2 separate regions of the Mus musculus genome follow, and region 1 is linked to region 2. The links are chromatin contacts, found by Hi-C or POLR2A ChIA-PET in ENCODE. All regions are on one chromosome and are shown on one strand. Each heading gives the region's core, a stretch centred on a gene start or an enhancer-like site at or near the end of the contact. The rest is flanking DNA. Distances are from core to core; before and after follow the strand shown.

Region 1 (2,700 bases), core at 56-2,555, 38 kb before region 2:
CCCCCAGGGGCACGCGGATCTTCTCAGTATTAAAGCCCTTGGTGGGGACGCTCTGGACAAACTCCTTGAACTTGAGACGGTAAAGAAGGGAAGTCTTCCCCGCGGAATCCAACCCAATGACGACGACATGCAGGGCCTGGAAGTGCGGCAGAAAGGACGAGGCTGTAGGGGCCATTTCAGTCAAGTGGTTCCCCATGGTGAGCTAGGGTGCAGGGTGGACCTCAGGAGTAGGTCTGGGACTCCAGCAGAGGCCAAGAAGAGGAGACCTTAAAACGGCAGGTAGCACAAGCTGGGGTGTCTAAACAAGGCCAAAAAAGAAACGAGAAAGGTTTAGAATAAACGAATTTGCAACTTTTGGGTCCTTCCCCTAAACCTGCACCCTACCCTTCTAAATATTCCTTTTATTAAAACAAGGTTTGCCCCAGCAGTGGTGGAGCACACCTTTAATCCCAGCACTTGGGAGGCAGAGGCAGGTGGATTTCTGAGTTCGAGGCCAGCCTGGTCTACAGAGTGAGTTCCAGGACAGCCAGGGCTACACAGAGAAACCCTGTCTAGAAAAACAAAAAAGAAAAAAAAAAAGATTTTTAAGTGCCTCTTTTTCCAAAGTAAAGAAAAAATATTTTGTGCGTGTGTGTAAGCCACTCACAGCTTGAGTGTTAAAGTCAGGACAACTTACAAGAGTATGTGGGTCTCAGGAACCAATTAGGGTCCTCATGTTTTAGGGTAGGCGCTTTTAAACCATCTCCAATGCCTTTCTCCTTCCCCTCTTCTTAAAAATAAAAAATAAAAAAAGTAGCTACAGGTGTAACAAGGCGTGCTCCTGTCCCAGGGACTCCTAGGAGAGGCCCTGAGGTCAGAGAAACTCTCGGGCACTAGGATCTTCGAGGGTGCGGATCTTGCAGGCAAGATCCGAAGTAAGGTCGTTTCCCTGCACCCCTCTCCGAGATTGAGAGAAAGCAGAAGCTGTGCTCTCCACTCCCCAGAGGAGAAATCTCGCATGAAGGAGGCGGTCGGGCAGTGTGCCCAAAGTAAGAGCACCGATGTGGGTCGGGCTCCCACAAGCACCGCATACCCACAACGGTGGCACGCCCCTGCGGGCGCTTTGACCACCACCACACGGCCCTGCAACTCTCCAGCCAGCGGTCGACGCCCGCTCCCCTAAGCCCCGCAAGCCGGCGCCTTTGCATGGTCCAGACACCCTCCTTTACCTTCAGCCAGCCGCACTCTCCGCGAGCCACGCCAACCAGACACCGACTCGTCGCGTCTCAGCCACAGCGGACTTTGCAGTGCCGCTGCTCCGGTTCCTCGTTAAAAACCCTCTCGTGACGTCACACGACGCGGCCCAATCAGCGTCCCGGAGGCGGGGACTGAGCCAGCCTCTGCAGCCCCAGCCTGGAAATGGAGAGCTCGTTCTATCCGGAACCGCTTTATTTTAATCTTTTCTACCTTATTCAGTATTTGGAACAGAGCCTGGAACTCATTAGGGCTGGGAGGTGGGACAGACTAAAGGAACAGGCGTGGCTGCGCCTGACGAGAGCATGGAACGGAATGTCTAATAATGACACTACCCCATCCACTTGCCCTCAATCCGGCTGCCCCCCCCCCATACTTTCCTTCCACCTAAAGATCTGCTCGAAGAGATTCTGACATGTTTTCGTATCTTACCTCATTCAGTAGTACTCATTCAAGTCACTGTCTTCATCTAGTTTGCAAAGCAGTATTTACCTGGAGCTCTGATACAGCTGATTCATAATACTAAGCCCATTTAATGTATATAGGAGTACGGGGACGCTGACACACCAGAAGAGGGCATCGGATCCCCTTACAGATGGTTGTGAGCCACCATGTGGTTGCTGGGAAATGGATTCAGGACCTCTGCAAGGGCAGCAGTGCTCAGTGTCAGTTAAGCCAGTGGGTCAGTATATGCCCATGTGTTCAGTAGGAAATGTCAGATCTCCTGGAACCAGAATTAGAGACAGTGGTGACTGCCTCATATGGGTGCTGGGAACCGAACCTGGGTCCGCTGGAAGAGTAATAAGTGCTCTTAACCACTGAGCCATTGCTTCAAGGGATAAGGGGGTGGGGGGAGTATTTTTTGAGACAGGGTCTTTCTATATAACCCTAGCTATCCTGGAACTCACTATGTAGACTAGGGTGGCCTCATACACAAAATAATCCACCTGCCTCTGCCTTTAAGATTAAAGGCATGAAACCAGGCAGTGGTAGTGCATGCCTTTAATCTTGGGAGGCAGTGGCAGGCAGATTTCTGTGTTCGAGGCCATCCTGATCTACAGAGTGAGTTCCAGTACAGCCAGGGCCACACAGAGAAACCATCTCGGGAAAAAAAAAGGAAAAAAAAGGATTAAAGGCATGAGCCATCATATCCAGCTATATTTGGTTTTTTTGTGTGTGTGTTTTGAGATAGGAATCTCATTATGTAGCTCAGGCTATCCTGGACATCCTAACAATCTTTGGGCCTCAGCTTCCTGCATATAGAGCATGGAGGACCCCATTACCTCACAGTAGCATGTTAGGGACTGTTGTCTGTTTCTTACAGGTACAGAAAGCTGCAGATGGATAAAAGACTTAGTTATGATCACATTTAGGTCATATGTGGCTGAGCAAGATCTGTCTGAATTCAGTGCCAGGATGCTCACTGCTTGGCAATAGTCTTCTCATGGGGAGACTCTGGGGCGAGGC
Region 2 (2,700 bases), core at 170-2,669:
CAAATTCCTTAAAGAATGACTGGCAAGCAAATCACCTCAGGACCTGGAAGTGGGTGATCTAAGATAGAAAAAGGTCTTGCATCATGTATGGACGTAGAGAAAATTCACTTGGGGTCACTACTAACTGCAGTTCTCAGATTTAATCAAGGTTCAAGGGAGAAGAAAAGAAAAGCAATATGGGGGCTGGTGAGATGGCTCAGTGGGTAAGAGCACCCGACTGCTCTTCCGAAGGTCCAGAGTTCAAATCCCAGCAACCACATGGTGGCTCACAACCATCTGTAACAAGATCTGACGCCCTCTTCTGGAGTGTCTGAAGACAGCTACAGTGTACTTACATATAATAAATAAATCTTAAAAAAAAAAAAAAAAAGCAATATGGATAAGAATAAGAAGCTGGGTCAGCAGCAGGTTGATACATCAAAAGTGGCCAATCAGAAATTGAAAGGACAGGTGGTGGAATTGAGAAACATGGTGAGATGTGCTGAGGCTCTGGGGGAACGGGTTCTATGTTAATATGGAATGAAGGCTACAATGTACTAAAGGATGCTTTCCCCACCTCTGGAACCTGAAGGAAGTTCTATTTTACAGTGATGACAATAAAGCATCCATTATATTAAAACTGGCAGTTGGTCAAACACATTTTAAGTCCAAATAAAATAGAAAATGTTTATAAATAATGTAAATAATAAATGTAAATGTAACATACGACATGGGATTTTCATTGGAACTCTTGGGTTTGACCACAATTACTCTCATGATGAACCTTTTATCACCTAACCATCACCTAGGATACCTGAGGCCAGAGGATCAGTGAAAACGCATCTGGAAGCACCGGGTGAATCAGGGCACCACAGAGTCTCTAGCTACTCACTGCAGAACTCGGAACGTTATCCTGAAGCCTGCATTTGCACACACCTTCACTGGTGATGTCTGAAAAAGGGGTTTCCCATCGCAAGCCTTCTGGGCTCTCTGTGCGTCCCGCGAGGAGTAAAACTTGATGATGGCGTAGAAACCAGGACGAGCCACTGCAGCGTTCGGGAAGACTCGGACTGAATACAGAAGGCCAAACTGAGAGAACACTGTGAACAGAGAATGCTGTGGGAGGCCCACCAGTGAGTGCTGACCCCCTACCTCACTTCAAGCCCAGATCCCGCCCTTCTCCGCTGGAAGCACTCCCTTCACTGGGGCTTCATCTAAGGAGGAGACAAGCCCTCGCTGGCTCCCCGTTCCTCTGCGCCCACGCGGGGCCCACGCCTCCTGTCCCCCCACTCCCTTCCCCTGCCCTCTCCGCGCAGCCCCTCACACTTAAGGCTTCGGCTGGGGGCCCAGTGCTCAGATCCCACACCAACAAAACTTTGTCGCTCTGGGTGGGAACTACGAAAGAGATCAACTCCGCCATGGTAAAGCCAGTGCGCCTGCGCAAGCTACTACCGCGAAATTTAAACCCTCACAAGTAAAGGGCGGAGCTTAACGATTTCCTTAAAACTTCCCACAAAGCACATATTTAAAATGTTTCCACCCCACATTAGCTCCAGTGCTACACTCTTTTTTCTTTTTTTTTTTCCTAAGATTTATTTATTTATGTGGTTGCTGGGACCTGAACACAGGGCCTTTGGAAAAGCAGTCGGTACTCTTAACCACTAAGCCATCTCTCCAGCTCTGGCGCAAACGAGAACTCAGTTATCGTGTACACAACCCAATCAGGATACAAACTAACGAAAGTTAAGAAGAAGAAAACACAGACATATTTAAAAAGCTGGACTGCCCTACAATCACCATGCTCTGACTTTAAAACCAACTTTACTCCCCAGAGGGGGTGCACCGTTCCTGGAGGTACTGCAATACCAGGTCGATGCGTGGAGTGGACGGAGCAAGCTCCTATTCCAACTCCTACTTCCAAAAATCCATTTAATATATTGTCCTCGGATAGAGGACGTATCAGATATTAAACTGATAAGAACAGATACTACACTTGATCTTAGCCAAAAGGCCGAGAAGCGATACCGAACTACGCCCACACGCCCCATACACTCAACACCGACCACACCTTTAATTCACAGTCACCAACCAACCGACTCAAACATGCAGCCAACACAGACTCTCCTCTTCATTGAGTACACCACCTTTACGCCACGAAAAGCCTGTAAGATTCAAGGAGGCCGAGAAGTTTTGGTTGCAGTTTTTTGTTTTTGCTCCCAGAGTTCCACAGAGCAGTTATTTGCATGCCCCGCCCAAGCGCGCCGAAAGCTCGAACCTGGACTGCTTTTTCCGCTTCTGCGCTGTAGAGCGCAACCGGGGCGCAGAGGGGACGTATTGACCTTTCCCTGCGATACAACCAGGTTCTTCTTCGCAGTCTTTCAGACCACACCCACAACAAAAGGTCCTTGAGGAAAAGGGGCCTTTCGATTTTCTGCTTAATTTATTAGTTTACAGGCGATTCCGCTAGGCTCCTCCCTAGGATCAAGCAACCAGCTTATGGTGCTTCTTCAGGTGTGGTGATAACGACTGCTTCACCACTCCAGCTCTCTCTGTTCCCACGTGTTCCTTGCGGTCTCTGGCCCCAGCCCCCATTCTCTCCTTCTCTGTCCCCTGCTTTCTCTGCCCTCGTGACTCTGTTCCCCTCTGTCTGCCTATCTGTTCATCTACCTCAACCCCTTCTCCAAGCCCTCCCTCCCCTCTCTTCCCCCAAATAACTCCCCA

Evidence for each region. A loop is a pair of places that touch in the nucleus more often than their neighbours do. ChIA-PET counts read pairs that join two places held with the same protein, here RNA polymerase II (POLR2A).
Region 1: POLR2A ChIA-PET joins it to region 2 with 16 read pairs in embryonic stem cell. The contact joins the promoter of Arl4d here to the promoter of Rdm1 in region 2. A Hi-C loop is called at or near these places in 5 of 37 maps with a recorded cell type or tissue (gastrocnemius, heart and left cerebral cortex). POLR2A ChIA-PET finds 5 or more read pairs at or near these places in 5 of 5 experiments (Patski and embryonic stem cell).

The regions. Positions count from the first base shown.
Region 1 is chr11:101,664,146-101,666,845 of GRCm38, reverse strand. It overlaps Arl4d (ADP-ribosylation factor-like 4D), which reads right to left and starts at 1,305. Exons shown (of 2, transcript NM_025404.3): 1 at 1,209-1,305; 2 at 1-298. The coding sequence starts at 196.
Region 2 is chr11:101,626,668-101,629,367 of GRCm38, reverse strand. It overlaps Rdm1 (RAD52 motif 1), which reads right to left and starts at 1,419. Exons shown (of 7, transcript NM_025654.2): 1 at 1,304-1,419; 2 at 916-1,095. The coding sequence starts at 1,399. LOC115487916 (a small nuclear RNA gene) reads right to left here and starts at 2,002; the gene lies at 1,812-2,002.